2 separate regions of the Homo sapiens genome follow, and region 2 is linked to region 1. Evidence: read pairs that join two places in POLR2A ChIA-PET (ENCODE). Cell type or tissue: A673. All regions are shown on one strand. Links, peaks and the distances in the headings refer to the core of each region. The heading gives the core; the rest is flanking DNA.

The links. ChIA-PET counts read pairs that join two places held together with the same protein. Peaks named below come from ENCODE experiments on the same cell type or tissue, not always from the same donor. Only the 100,000 strongest peaks of a DNase experiment are listed, where the experiment ranks them.
Region 2: POLR2A ChIA-PET joins it to region 1 with 40 read pairs; 2 of 35 experiments call an interaction of 5 or more read pairs at or near these places.

Annotation. Positions count from the first base shown.
Region 1 is chr13:60,096,040-60,104,381 of GRCh38, forward strand. The region is part of intron 3 of DIAPH3 (diaphanous related formin 3); the gene reads right to left. Among named protein-coding and RNA genes, the nearest start is that of DIAPH3-AS2, 44 kb to the right of the region's middle. In A673, for the core only: no CTCF peak of the experiment used is centred there; DNase peaks (open chromatin) are centred at 3,802 and 4,182; H3K4me3 peaks cover 306 bases; H3K27ac peaks cover 8,000 bases.
Region 2 is chr13:59,944,117-59,952,458 of GRCh38, forward strand. The region is part of intron 17 of DIAPH3 (diaphanous related formin 3); the gene reads right to left. Among named protein-coding and RNA genes, the nearest start is that of DIAPH3-AS1, 64 kb to the right of the region's middle. In A673, for the core only: no CTCF peak of the experiment used is centred there; DNase peaks (open chromatin) are centred at 3,045, 4,755, 6,265 and 7,075; H3K27ac peaks cover 5,890 bases.

The DNA.
Region 1 (8,342 bases), core at 248-8,247:
AAATACATATTTTATTATATAGTAGAGTAAGACATATTGATTTTCTTAATTTATGAACATAGGTAACATTATCCACAAAGAATTTCACTGGAAGAAAGTAATGAGATAGTTAGGGGATAATTGTTATAAAACGTGGGGCAATCTGAGAGCACTGGAAAATTCTGTTTTAAATTATTCACTTTATTTTTATTTTCAGGCTAATGGCCAAACATTACCCAGTCTCTTTAGTAAATTAAAATACTTAATATACACAGAATACCAAAAAACAGAAAGCCCTTTAGTTGTGGCTGAAATTGAAATAAAATTTCAAGGTGAGTAGTAGAAAGAATTTTTTAAAAAGGCCTCTGCTTTCTTTTTGGAAAGACATCTTCATGATAACACCAGTTCATACAAAAAAGTGGTTGTGATTGTTATTTTTGGGGGTTGGTTAATTTTAGGTGTGATGGTTAATTTTAGGTTAGACTTCTGGCTTAAAGTATACCCACATAGCTGGTAAAGCATTATCTCTAGGTACGTCTTTCAGAAGAGATTGGCACTTGAATCATTGGACTGTAAGTCAGTAAGGACGATCCGCCCTCAGTATGGGCAGGCACCATCTAATCAGCTGAAAGCCTGGATAGAACAAAAAGGCAGAAGAAAGGCTAAGTCTCCCTCTCTCTTCTGGAGCTGAGACAAACTTCTTCTGCCCTTGGACATCAGAACTCCAGGTTCTTCAAGCTTTGGGCCCTGGGACTTCCCCCAGTGACACTCTCCCTGGAGTTCTCAGGCCTTAAAGCCACCTCAGCCTCCAACTGAGTTTCACCAACAACTTCCCTGGTTTTGAAAACTTGGGGCCTTAACTGAGCCACGCTGCTGACTTCCCTGGTTCTCCAGCTTGCAGATAGCATACTGTAGGACTTCTTGCCCTTTATAATCATGTGAGCCAGTTCTCCTAATAAATCCCCTCTCATATAGACAGGCAGGCATCCTATTGGTTCTGTTTCTCTGGAGAACTCTGACTAGTAGTGATACATCTGGAATTAAGGGAGAAACCCAAAATTCTCCCAGCTGCTTCCTCTGGTTTATCCCACCTCTTTTGCCTAAATATGGCACTCGCCTTCCTGACAAAAGTATGATGACAGTCCTAGTATAAAAAACCAAAAGGAAACAAATAATACTTGCTCTAATTTGGATGTTATCCCATGCAAATCTCATATTTAAATTTGATCCCCAATGTTGGAAGTAGGGCCTAGTGGGACGTGTCTGGGTCATGGGTGCAGCTCCCTCATGAATAGATTAATGACCTTCCTGGGGTGGGGGCGATTGAGTTCTTGCCCTATTAATTCCCATGAGAGCAGGCTGTTTATAAGAGTTTGGAACCTCCCCACCACCTTCTCCCTTGCCTCCTCTCTCACCATGTGATCTCTGCACACACCAGCTTTTTCTTGTCTTTCATCATGAGTGGAAGCTCCCTGAGGCCCTCACCAAAAGCAGATGCTGGTCCCATGCTTCTTGTACAGCTTGCAGAACTGACAGCCAAATAAACCTCTTTTTTAAATTATTCAGCCTCAGGTATTCCTTTATGGCAACATAAAAATGGACTAAGACAACAATACAAAAGTTTGGAATCAACTACATAACACCCTAAACTTTTGTGGGATACCCACTAGGCATGTAACTTCATCTAACAGGTCATCCTCCATATTTCCAGGAGGAAATGGCATTTGAAAGCGTAAGAAAAGCTCTGCCCTTTAAAAAAGAAAAAAAAAAAGAGAGAGAGAGAGAGAAATAAGGGGGCAGTAGAGAGAAAATATGCATGAAAGCATGAGGGGTATGGTATTATTAGAATATATTTTGAATTTCTATTTATGGAAAACAAGGCTGAAAGAAGAAAACTCCATGAGGCAGTGGCACTTAACTTCTGGGGGTCACGAAGTCCTTAGAAAATTTATTGGGAGCTTTTTTTCCTAAAAAATGCATATCCATATTTTATGTTGCAATTCCAGAAGGGTGAAGCATCTCCCAAGGCTATCTAAGAAACTGGACTTGGTGAAGGTCAGTGGGGGAGAAGTGAGCAAGTTATCATTTTTTATGTTTCTTAGTTTATATTTCCTCAAAATTATCATGTTGTATCTCCATTATCTAAGGTCAGTTTCCCTTAAAAGCAGAGCCTGAAACAGGGATTCAGGTGCAGGTGGGGCTGCTCTCAGGATAAGAAAGTAAAGGAGGTAAGACAAAAGAGGAAAAAAGACATACTAAAGGTGGCCTCTGGTGGATTCTCACTTCACCCTGAGATGCACCACAGTCAGGATAGCCTGGTAGCAGAAACCAGCCTCAACAACCTCAAGTTAGTCATCAGCTGCAGAATCCTAGTTCTGATGAGGGCAAATCTCTGGAGAAAGGGGCATCTATAAGCTATTAGAAGCCAACACTCATCACCTGGGGCATGGGTGCACCAGCCTGGTAAAAAGGAGCTGGGAGGGGGTACTAAAAGTACCTACTATACCATCTGAAAATAATTTACTTGATATTAAAATAAGACTTCTTTCAAATTGAAAGAATAAATATAGAAACAAATTGAACAGAATAAATTGAACAGAATAAATATAGAAACACATATAGCTGACCTTAAAAAAAAAGGCAATATAAACTATTGTGTATTAACTCCTCCTTCCATTCAAACACAGGTCAGTAAAACATGCTGCTTTACTGTGCTACCACACTACATAGGTACAAAATGACACTGCAGACACAGATTGTAAAACGGCTCTAAAATGGCTGTTTACCTCAATATATCAGTATGCTGATATATGTACGTATCTCATTAAATATCTATTATAGGTAAAATACTGAACAGGAAATACAAAGTAAACATAAATACATAAGGCTCAGTGAGTAATCTGAATGAGGTTAAAATTTCCATGGATATATGAAATAAATCTCTACCCTTTAAATGGAAAAATCTTATCAACTGGCTATTGGGCTGAATATATCACACTCAAAAACATCATTTGCCAAGTCACCTATTCAAAATTTTAATCTCTCTGAAGAGCATATTATTGTTTTTGATGTTAAAGTTCTATTAAAAAGTTCTATTAATATGTTAGTAATATACATTATGAATTATCTCATTCATAGTACTCCTTAATATACAGATGCTCAACTTACAATGGGGTTATGTCCCAAAAAAGCCATTAAAAATTGAAATGCAGAAATGCATTTAATACACCTAACCTACTGCATGTCACAGCTCAGCCTAGCCTCCCTTAAACATCCTCAGAACACTTACATTGGCCTACAGTTGGACAAAATAATCTAACACAAATGCTATTTTATAATAACATTTTGAATACACAGATGCACATTTTGTAGACATGGTGGGATGCGAAAACACAAAGCACAATATCCAAAAAATGCTGGGGACACAGTACAGTCAGTTGTTCAGCCTAATGATTGCATGGCTGACAGGGGAGCTGCAGCTCTCAGTTGCTGCCCCACGTCACAAGAGAGTGTCAAACTGCATATAGCTAGCCCAGGAAAAAGATCAAAATTCAAAGTACAGTCTCTACCGAATGCATGTTGCTTTCACCACTGTAAAGTCGAAAAATCGTTAAATCGAACCACTATATGTTGGGGACCACTCTCGGCTTGCCAGGGGAAACCGAGTTGCAACAGCAAAAAAAATAGTTTCCCTTTGGCCAATTACTTTCTAATTAAAATCTATATCTAAACAGAATCACTGTGCTGATCTGACTAGCACTAGGAACAGATTTCAGAAGTACAATACTTGGAAAGCTTTTTTTTTCATTCAATACGTGGGAACACAGCTATGTCATCCAAAAAGACTAGAATTAAAAAGACCAAATTAATGTGGTACCAGAAAGTAAGAGAAGGAAGGAAGGAAGGAAGGAAGGAAGGAAGGAAGGAAGGAAGGAAGGAAGGAAGGAAGGAAGGAAAGTCAAAAGGACATGAGCCAAACTGAAAGAGCTGTTAAGTGGCCAAAACTAGAACAATTTGAAAAATAAAATGATAGTATTAGATTATAACCTAAAAAGCAAAATAAATTGAGGAGATACTTTAAGACTGTGCAGATATCCTTTTTCTCCTTAATTATAGAGGGGAAATACTAACTTTACAAGGGAAGAAGCTGGCAGATGCCACCTTAACAAAGTTGTCCAGGCTAACACCACAAATAATAGGACATATTGATATTTCAAACCTCCAGCTATGATATAATGAGAAGGCTGATCACCTCTGTGGTATTTATCCCAAAATAGATCTCAATCTAATCACAAGGAAAAAAAAAGTCAGGCAAACCCAAATTGAGAGCACCCTACAAAATAACTAACCATAACTTTTCAAAAGTATCAAGCTCATAAAAGATAAGGAACTGTCATTGACTGGAAGAGACATGACAAATAAATGCAAGATGTGATCCTGGATTAGATCCTGGAAGAAAAAAAAGACATGGGTGGGAAAGCTGGCAAAATCTGAAGCAAGTCTGTAGTTTAGTTAGCAATATCGTCTCAGTATTCAATTCTTAGTTTTAATAATTGTACTAATGTTATATAAGATGTAAACATTAGAGGTAGTTTGGTGAAAGGTATACAAGAATTCTCTATACTATTTTTGCAATTCTTCTATAAGTCTAAAATTATTTCAAAATAAAGAGTTATTTTAAAAGACTAAATTGAAATATTTTAATAGAACTTTTTATAAATAACTTGGGGTAAAAAAAGAAAAACAGAACATCATTATTAAAAAAAAAAAGAAGTTTTTTTATATCCCCTAAATAAAAAGAAGAGGTTTGTAGAATATTCGGCTATAGTAAATACACACTGAATTGAGGGAGGAAAGGAGACTAAGGAAACCACAATCAAGACAAATCCAAGGGTCCTGAGAGGAAGGGTTAAGTAGGTCAGACACAGGTAACAGAATTCCATTCAAAACACAAACTTCTCCAACTGTTTACATTTCCTCCTATTTTCATTCCAAACCTGCTCTATGCACTGACCTTCTCACCCATTCTCCCAGAACCATTTTACAAAGACCTCTAGTACTCCTGTAATCTTAAACTATGGTCAAATTCTTGAGCCAGGCACTGTGCTAAACATTCATAAGCATTACTTAATTAATCCTCAGTAACTTGAGGTATGTCCTCTTTATTGAGGAGAGAGCTGAGGTTTAGGAAAATTCTGTAAGTTGACCATGGTTCTTTAACTTAGATTTAAACTCTGTTCTATCTCATCTCCCTCATTCTTATTTCCATATTATTTATCTATGTTATCATCTAAAGTCCGATTTCCTTGGGGCTAGTAACATCTGACTGAACACTTCCACTGCCATCAACTTGGGTTGATTCCTCTGACACTCCACACCTTGCTATCACCCACAATGGCCCTAAAGCAAGCTTGTCCAGATTGCACCCAGGACGGTTCTGAATGTGGCCCAACATAAATTCAAACCACTTTCTTAAACCACCATGAGATATTTTTGCGATTTCTTTTTTTTTTTTTTAGCTCATCAGCTATCAAAAGTGTTAGTGTATTTTAGTTGCGGTCCAAGACAAGTCTTCTTCCAATGTGGCCCAGGGAAGCCAAAAGATTGGGCACCCCTGCCCTAGAGTGTCCTTGGCTTCCTTGCCAATGCAAGCTTCACTTCCACTGTCCTCAGCTACAGTCCTAATGACCACACCTGGACCTTTTCATTATCTAAAACCTGTCCACCACAGGCATCATCAGAATCTCCATAATCCTTATCTCTGACCTCAATCTTCCATCTTGCCACTTCTCCCACTCCCAAACCATCTTTTTCTTGGCCCCAGTAAAAACCTCCAGTTTCTTGACCCTTCCATTTTCTTCCAATGCAGGCCACTGTTGATTCATCAATTCTTACAACATTTATGGCAAATCTTACTAGTCTCTCTCTTTTCACATTTCATATGGTACTTATTTCAAACCTTAGCTATTTTCAGGAACTGTGAAACTACTACTTCTGCCTATCACCCTCAGTAAATAAATTTCAATTCCCTATATGAAAAGAAAGCTATAATTCCATTTTCTGCTGTTTTACCATTTTATTTGCACACTACTATCTTTCCCTACCCAACCAATGCATTTATCCAAAGACATTCCTATTCATTTATGCTCGAGATCCCTTTTCCTCCCACCTCAAGAAAGGGCATTACACATCGATTATCCTCTTCTATTTTATTTCACTAAATTCTCTCAGTTGGTTGAGTATCAATATGTAAGCAAGTTAATCTTTAATGGATTAAAATTAAACAAAAAAACTTCCCTCAACTCTGGCTCTTTATATGTAACTCTTTTCTCCCTCACCGATAACATTTAATAGAAATATTTCTATACTTGCTGCCTCTTTCACCGTGCATGGAACATAATGGTCACTTTTTAAATATTTGCTAAATAAAGAAGATGTCAGAAAAGTTCTCAAATAGAATTTGCTCATCCTATTTTAGGACAAACATGAGATGCAGGTAAGCTTCTGGGAGATGGAACTGAAGCTGGAGATGATACAGCCCCAGACTAGAACACTGAGCAATTGCTGCTCCTAAGAAGATTCTCAAGAATCTTCAGATAACAGTTACGGGAATAAGTTCCAACTCTGGAGGTAGAAATCTTCAGGTCGTGGCACTGACACAAAGATGGCCAAGCTAAAATCCATCACTTTTTCAGAGAACACTAGCAGACCCACACTAAACCTCAGTGACCTAGAACAGAGTCAATATAACGACTGACCCCTGCCAAGTAGTACCTGGTTGAGGAATGAATGGGGTCAAGGTCCCTTCCAGACTCACTTCATCATCTATTCCAAACTTCCAAACTTGTGACCTTGTGTGGTGCTGTGTCCATCCAGAATGAAAGCATACACCTATTCTGTAACTTGCACAAGGACACCAAATTAGTCAGCGGCAGCCCTTACCTGGAAACCAGGTCAATCAAGCAACTTTTAAGATATTCCCAAAGAGTCTTCCTACAAGTTGCATGGGGCCAGAAGTTCCCACACACCAGCAAATTGCCAGTTTGCTACTGTTTTTAGGGACCCTAACTCCCTACTAGACTGATTTTTTAAAAATAGTACCAAATAAATATTTTTCACATTTTATTAGCAAAACCGAGGTGGGGGGGAAATATGTAACTTAGTACCTGTGCACACACATGCAACTCGTTGGAGCACTAAGGCACAATCAAGCAGAGAACAGCAATGAGAGAGTGGACATTTTTCCAACTGAATTACACACGTTAGACTCAATATTTTCATTCATGGCTGTGGATTTTGCAAGACAGCATGCTCATTAAATTTACATACATCAAGTTGAGCGGGACAGTTAACACCACAGAGAGTCAGATTAAATTTAAAATGATTGACTATTTGCAGAATTAAGTGAATATATACAAGCAGCAAGTTGCTGAAGATGGTCAGGTGGAAGGATATTCAACCAAAAAGGAAAAACACTACAGACAGGCAGAGCATGACTAGCATTACAAAATGGATATGGGAAATACAGTATTATAATGGACCAATAAGCATAATATTGGAAAATAAAAATTAGAAGCACTGCAATAGCAAAACCAAACATTTATTCCTATTAAGTCAACAGCAATCATCTAATTTCAATAACATTATGTTTTGTTTTAGGGGTTAAAGCCAACATAATTATTCTTGGTAGCAGTCTCTGTTTTGCCAGCATTATATTATTAAAGCCACAAATTGGTTAAGCATCTTAAGAGGTCCACAAAGATCCCCTAATTCCCTCTCTTGTGACAGAGCTCAACATCATATAAGCACAATTTTATCCAGAGTTCTGCTAAAAGTGTAATTCTGTTCTTAACTACATTTGAATTCATCTTTGACATCACACAATATCAAACGGTCAAGCTTTTCATTACACTAAGGTTTTTACTACCATGAATGGCTTAGTGCCAAATAAAAAAAAACAGAAGATTTCATGACCTCATTCAAGGTCATTATACACTGTTGAACAGGGCAGACTAAATGAATCTTATCTAGTTCTGCAATTTAATAAATTTTATTGGGTTTAGACATAATTAGAAAACTAAAAGATAAATACTACCAAGAACCTGGAACTTAGAATTAACTTTATTACTACTTTTCTATATTCAAGATGTCTATAAATACATTGAAGCTATAAAATAGCTTAAAACAGCTATAAAATATTTTGCCTATCAGCTTTACTATGTCCTTATATAAACCTTTAAATAATCATTTTTAACAGAAATATGATTATTTAAAAGTTATATTTTTTGGTTTTACCAATAGTGGGGTTGAATTTCCACTGTACTATCCAGTAGACACTGGATTACTCAATTCCCATTAAAATT
Region 2 (8,342 bases), core at 228-8,227, 150 kb before region 1:
GGCAGGAGGATCCCTTGAGCCCAGGAATTCAAGGTTGCAGTGTGTGATAATCATGTCACTGCACTCCAGCCTGGGTGACTGAGCATGACACTGTCTCAAAAAAAAAAATGATGGAGGACTTAGAAAGTTAAAAGAGGCAATAACATCTCAGTAGATGGACCAGGAAAATCTTCACAAAGTAAATGGTATTACATGTAGGCCATGAATGATTAACAGGGGACAAAACTGGAATGCATTCCTTTCCTCTCTTCTCTATGAAGAGCTATTTTCCAAATATAAATATATGCATTTGTATACATACAGAGAAAGAAGCAAACTATGGCTCTGAATAAGTTTTCCATACAGTGTAGAAGAAAATTTGACTAAAATATAGATGAATCCAAAAGCTTTAGGCATTTGCAGTTTTATTTTCTGGAAGACAACTGGAGAATAGGAACACTTGTTTCAAAAATTATCACACATAACCAATCTTCACAAGGAAGCAGAATCGTAAGGACTCAAATTTGGAAAGAAAAATTGATAGATTTGACTTCTACTGCTACCCATACCTTGTGTACAATGGGATTTTTGATAGTTTGTTTAAATATATACATTTATTATTAATGCATAGTTGAATTAAAAACTACTATGTTTAACACTAACTTGTTTCTAGCAACTTTTCTGTGTGTTAGAAAAAAAGGGGGGGGGCTATTATCCTTTATACCTCCTTTTAGAACCTTTTAGAAAGGAGAGAGGCAAAACATGTGGAAAGAACTTGCCCTTAGTAATCAATCTTTCCAGGCTCATAACTGGCCACTAACTAACTTGTAACACCACCACTCCCTCTTGCGGGCCAGCAACACCATCATCAACATCTACATAACTATGCCCTAAGCTAGGGGTATTTCAATATTGTACCAATGCTTCCTTTGCCCCTACCACTCCTACTGCTGGATTGGCCCTCACCTTCCTCCCTGCTTTCAAAAATCATATACTCATGCTTCAAAACAACTCAAATGTTTCTTTGAAGATTTTCCAAAAAATCCACACCTCAAATCTCATCTCCTGCCCTTGTCTCCAGTCACACTAAACTTCTGATGGATCCTAGATCACAGATTCTTTCCAATCTGAGGACCTTCCATGACTATCCTCTCTAAACACACCCCTCATCATACCTTGCTCATTTACTTTCATAGCACATTCAAAAACTACAGTCATTTTTGTTGGCCTATTTATTTTCTGTCTTCTCCATTAGATTATATACTATAGGAAAGCAAGAAGTTATCTGCTCAGCACTGTATCCCAGGAGCTAGGACAGTACCTTTCATGGGAGAGGCATCCAATGTTATTTGCTGCTTGGCTGAATAACTGTTCAGCTGGCTGCATGATTTGCCATGATGGACCCAGTAACCAAAACGAGAGCCCTGCTTACTGATAGCAGATAGCTGCAATCCTAGGCATAGTACTAAGTAGCAGCTAGCCTTGAGGGAATATGACTTGTATATCCAATTTCACTTGCTGACAGAAAAAAAAAAAAAGCCACACTAGCACTAAGACTTAAGCACTTAATACAATAGGAATCACAGAGCTCTGAGAAGAAATAGTCCTTAAGCACAAAGCTGCTGGGCTAGGAAATAGGGAGGCCCTCTTCCACAGAGGAATATTGACATGAGAACCAGGGTCAAGAGGTACAGGTGAGTATTTCTGTCCTGTTTCCTTCATGACTCAAGGTTAATTTACAAGTATTTTCCATAACAATTATAATTTTACCAAAAAAAGATTAAAAATCTATGAATTAAAATTTAAATGAAAGCTTCACATATTAAAAATATGCTTACGAAGAAAAAATGAAGACGAACACTCTGGCTTATTACTGAAAGCTTATACATTAAGTAGGCAGTGAGTTACAGAGAGCTGTCTCCATAGTGGACATAAAAAATAAGAAAATATTTCTCAATGATCAACAAATAACCCAAATATGTCAAATGATATCTCTACTGGCAACACTTTTATGGCTTCCATACTTAGCGCTCAGATTTTTTTCATCTATTAAATGAGAAAATGATAGCTATGATCTAGTAACTTTACAATCCTATGATGATTGAACAATCTTCCACTTTTTTGTACTTCTGTTACATGTTGCAAAGCATTGTGTTCCTATTATATTGTCCTTTCAGCTAAAATGGTTAAGTAAAAACAAATATTTGCACAACATTTTACAGTTTACAAAGCACAGAATCCAGTTTGGATACAATGCACCAAGTTCAAGATTATTAATGATGGGGAAAGTGATGAGAGAAAAAAACCTCCCGAACACTACCTGATACCATTCTTTACATTGTTCATTTCTTCCAAAAAAAGAGAAGTATTTGAAGTTTATGCTCAATAGATAGCATATGAAACACAATGTTCACAACAATAAATTTTAAAAGTTCCTAAAGAGTATATAGACAGCTAATTTGAAGTAGCACACAAATAAACAAATGCTAAAAAAGCACTTGAGTCATTTAAAATACATGCAAACACACAAAGAGAAACAAACATGTTGCTGATGAGTACTGGCCCATGCTTACCTACTTAGACAGCTATTGTGTACAATATTTTAATTCAATCATACTTAAAATTGCAAAGTTATTCTTCTAAAAATGTAAGTACATAACGGATATGTTATTTTTTTTAACTATACCACCACTGCCAGGCACAACTTTAAAATAAAATGTAATACAAAAATGAGAACATTTGAAAATCTGGTACGATAAGGGAAAAAAACTCTTAAGATAAAATGGATGCTGAAGTGTTGAGTTGCACCCAGGGGTCAACAACATTGTGTCTATTATTCAGCTGAAACACAGAATTTGCCTTTAGATACCATTTTAATGTTAAATCAAGAACTGTCAATCAGCACCATTTGTTTGTAATCCCTCATCAGAACCCATTGCCTCAGTCTGAACATTCATAGGAAAGAATGCAGAGGGCATATCTGCAACCACTTAACCTTCATCAACCAACATTCATGCATGCTCATTAACATTTTTTTCATCCCACTTTCGAGCATGACACAGCTCATACCGGAATAATAACTCGCTGATAATTGTTCTAGACAACAGCTGGACAGGCAGAGTGCAGAGGTGAACATTCTCATAGATTATGGGGTACTGTAATGCATTACAATTAGTAAAAGAGTCACATGTTCGTGTTGAATAGCTTTCAACAGAAGTGAAGGAAATGTCATTATCACAAACAGCAATCTCCTCTAACTTTAACTCTGCATGGTCCACCGCCTGATTCTCTTAACGCTTTCCTATTTTGAAATAAACCAATGAAAAACATTGACCCTGTTACTGTACTATTTCATGAAAAGAAGTAATATTTTTGATGTGTTACAATCAGACACGATCTAAATTTGTGATTTAATTTAAAGACAGAAAAGCAGGAGGAGGGAGAGGAGGAGGAAGAGAAGAGTTTCACATCTTACTAATAACAATTGTTTTGAGCATGATGGTGTACACCTGTAGACCCAGCTACTCAGGAGGCTGAGGTGGGAGGATCATCACTTGAGCCCCGGATGCGGAGGATGCAGTGAACTGAGATCATGCCACTGCACTCCAGCCTGGGCAACAGAGCAAGACTCTGTATTTAAAAAAAAAAAACAAACAAACCACAATCGTTTTGCATGAAGTCCCATAAAATCATTATTTATTATTTTTGCTTTAAACTGTCAATTCAGAAAAATAAATTAATATCACTGAAGAAATCTGGAATATCAATAAAAAAGGAGTCCTACATAGGGAAGGGAATTTAGAATCCAGTCCAACATCCTATTCATAACAGCTTTGATAGCTACTTCTTTGCCATAATGCAATAAAAATAAAATGGAATTAATATGATAATGATAATACTAGTTGCCATTTTTAGAGTAATGTGAGTCAGGTATCATACCAGGCACTCAACAGACACAGTCTCTTAATAATCCTAAAAGTAGTATTAACTCTCTTTTTCAGATGAGAAAATTAAAGCTAATCTGAAAGAGACTGAAAATTCATCCCAAGTCAAAACATTATGGAGACAGGATTCCAACCAGGTAGTCTGATTCCAAAGCCGATGCTTTTCACCTGGCTTCATGGTTAATTTCCACATTAGAATCTTGTTTATTTTCCATTATTTCATCCCAATTCCTTGGCTGTACAATTCTTTGACTCTGTAGAATTAGACCTATTTCTAGAAGGTCTTTATTCCAAGACATAGCATTTATACTTCCACATTTTCTACTCTCCTTGTGTCCAAGAAACCTGCTCTTAACACTCAGATAATCTCTAGTCCCTGTACGTCTACCTAGTTTCCATTACACTTAGTTTTTGTTGTTGTTGTTTTTAGAGATGGGGTCTCACTTGGTCACCAAGGCTGAAGTGCAGTGGTGTGATCATAGCTTACTGCAGCTTCAAAACTCCTGGCCTCAAGTGATCTTCCTGCCTTGGCCTCCCATGTAGCTAGAGCTACAGGCATGGGTTTATCAGGCCCAGTGTGTTTTTTCGTATATATGTTGGGTGTTTGTTTTTGTTTTTGCTATATTGCCCAAGCTGGTCTTAAACTCCTGGTCTCAAGCAATCCTCCCACCTTGGCCTCCCAAAGCACTGGGGTTGTAGGTGTGAGCTACCTCACCAGCCCATGCTTTAGATTTTCTAATCAAACTTCTTAATGTGGTTCTTTCTACACCCTTTCTCTGCCTTGCTTGACATAAAAAGAAAGAAGGAAGGAAGGAAGGAAGGAAGGAAGGAAGGAAGGAAGGAAGGAAGGAAGGAAGGAAGGAAGGAAACTTCAACAAATTTCATTTAAAGATCTAATTTAAAGATCTTATACATGATTCATTAATCAGGTAGCATCTCATCTAAAAATGTAGAAAAGTGCCACAATAAACTGAGCAGAGATGGTTGATTTTATAGCTAGAGAAGGGGTAAAGAAAGCAGGAAGAAGGAACAAAAAACAGACTGGTCATTTTTGAGTTACTTTCTTTATAGGGTTAAAACAGGGGACTTCCTTATCATATAGGCTCAGGTAAAATAGGCCCCTTCTGATTGGCTGCTGCGAATCTCCTATTTTTCAGAAAACTGGCACATGTTAAAGTTCAATTTGATTAAATGGCACCTAGCACAAGTGACTCCATTCTGGTTTGATCTGGCATGTTAAGGCCAAGTGCAACAGCTTAGTAAAAGACAATGGCCTCCCATGAATTTTGTTTAGCAACATTTAGTCACAAATATCTGGGAGAGGGGAATCAAGAAACCTAATAGATATAACAGTCTATATCTCTAGTCCTACTTGTGATTGGTGCTCCTTGTTGAAGGAAATCACATCACCTGCAATGGGATCTACTATAATTTAATAATATAATCTGAAATAAAACCTCAGTAATATAACCAGGGTCAGCAAACTATAGCCCCATGGGCCAAGACCAGTTTGCTACCTGTTTTAATAAATGAAGTATAAGAGGAACACATATATGACCATTAGTTTATATAGAGTCTGTGGCTGCTTTCACACTGCAATAGCACAGCTGAGTAGCTGTGACAGAGACCATATGACCTACAAAAACAAAAATATTTACTATTCAGTCTTGTATAGAAAAATGTGGCCAACTTATAATCTGTAGTGGAGATCCATAACAGTATCTTGAGTCAAGCAGATAACAATAAAACCTATTTATCTTTAGCCTAAAATCTACAGACACCAGCTTGATTCACTCTATAATCCTAAATCATCCCATGCTCTGCTTTCTTCCCAAAATCTACCAGCTAATGATTGTCTAAACCTCGTGGATCACACTTCCTCAAAGAGCTTTTATAGCTAATGTACTCCCATGGAAGTAACCTAGATTCATAAATTCATCACCAATGCCCTTGGTAATAAAAGTAGTCTCTTAATTGACATTCCAGTTTCTGGACTTTACCTACTGCAACACAGAGCTGTGTGATACTAAGGTGTCATGCTAAAACATAGATTATAATATGTTATGTCTCCATTTAAAACTTTGTGACAATATAATATTTTAATTTATTTATAAACGTGACAGAAGAAAATATAAATGCCTAGATTTTGCATATAAACCTCCCTAATGTAAACACAACTCTTTCTAGGTTCATCTTCCAGTGACATTGTCCCATATATATCTTCTCATTCTCAAACACAGAGCAGTATATTTCACTGCTGATCTTTAGCTCCCAAGCCTACGTGTTTCCCCAAACACCCCAGCAGCACATGTTTCAGTGCCTTTGTTCACACTCTTGACTTCCTCTCCTTATTTGTACGTTCACTCATCCATCCAACAAGCTTATTAAGCAATGATAAACATCAGACACTGCCCTGAGTAAAAGGAGTAGAGTAGGCAGAAGACATAGTTCCTAACCACTCACACAACTAAGAATTTTAGTAGAATTACAAACCAGAGCTATGAATGAAAAATAAAGGGCACTGTGGGGTTGAATCACAAAACCTATGCCAATCTGAGAAGTCATAGAAATCATTTCCCAAAGGAGATGACACATAAGCCAAGAAATGAAGTATATGAGGTGGGCAAAGTGAAGCTATCTCCTTCATGATACTTTTCTAATTATCCCAATTAAAATCAACAGGTTTTTAAATATACTTAATAGCTGTGATATAATGACTAAATGTAATACTATACGATCAGTCAAGATATGAAGGCTATTTAATAGCATGAGAAATATGTGGAAATAACTATATATATATATTGTTATTTACTCTAGCAGTATAAACACTGCTAGAAAACAAAAGTTTTGAAAAGCTTAAAGGAAATTTAAATTCTACGATGAAATTGAATAGTGTAGTGGAGTTTAGGGTGGTATTTTTTTCTTTCATCAATTTTCTAAATTTTCTGTAACATAATTATTCTATAATGAATAAATTATGGCAGCTTAGGTAAACAAGCTTTATATAATCTTAATGAAATACATAAGTAATGTTTTATGTGTACTTAACTATTAAGACACTGATGAGGTTTGGTTGCATCCCCAACCAAATCTCCTATTGTAGTTCCCATAATCCTCATATGTTGTGGTTGGGACCCAGTGGGAGGTAACTGAATCATGGGGGCAGTTACCCTCATGCTGTTCTTGTGATAGTGAGTGAATTCTCACAAGGTCTGATGGTTTTATAAAAGGCATTTTCCCCACTTCGCTCAGCACTTCTTCCTGACATCATGTGAAGGACGTGTTTGCTTCCCCTTCTGCTATGATTGTAAGTTTCCTGAGACCTCCCAGGCCATGCTGAACTGTGAGTCAATTAAACCACTTTCCTTTGTAAATTACCCTGTCTCAGGTATGTCTTTATTAGCAGCGTGAGAATGAACTAATACAGACATACATAATACTGTATACTGTATTACCTATAACACATATATCTTTCATGTAAAATTGCAAGCTTCTCAGTCATATTTATGAATCTTCTGCCATCATTCACTCAATAAACTTCATAATTAAATACTATTTTGATCTTCATATTTCCCTACTTAAAGACTTTATTAGTTTCTATAATAGGCATTAATATACTTGATTTTCTGTTATGTCCCATCAAACTTTTATAAAAGCATCACTTTCAGTAAAATTTTGAGGTTTTTAAAGCTTAAAATCAACACCTATAAAAAATTAAAAATAACAAGTGTGGGCAAGGATGTGGAGAAATTACAACTCTTATACATTGCTAATAGGAATGTAAAATGATTCAGCTACTGTGGAAACAGCTTAGCAGTTCCTCAAATAGCTAAACATAGAATTACCAAATAATACAGCAATTCCAATCCAAAGTATTTATCCAAAAGAATTGAAAACAGGTATTCAAATACATGTACACCAATGTTCACAGCAACACTATCCACAATAGCCAAAAGGCAGAATCACCCTAAATATCCACCAGTGAATGAATGGATAAATCATGGTATAAAACTACAATGGAATATTATTCAACCATTAAAAGAAACATAGCACTGACACATGCTACAATGCATACTCAAAAATATTATGTAAAGTGAAAGCCAGATACGGTAAGTCACATATTGTGTGATTCCACTGATATGAAACATCCAGAACACATAAATTTATAGGCAGAAAACAGATTGGTGATTGCCAGGGGCTAGGGGAAGTGAATAATGGGGAGAGACTGCTTAAGGGGTCCAGGGTTTTACTTTGGAATGATGAAAATGTTTTAGAACTAGATAGAGGCCGTACTAAAAGCCACAATTATTCATAGTTAATTTTATGTGATATTAAGTTTTATCACAATTTAACAAAAATCAACACCAAACAAAGGAGCAATTTTCAGGAAAAATACCTACAAAATGTGTTAGAGTATGT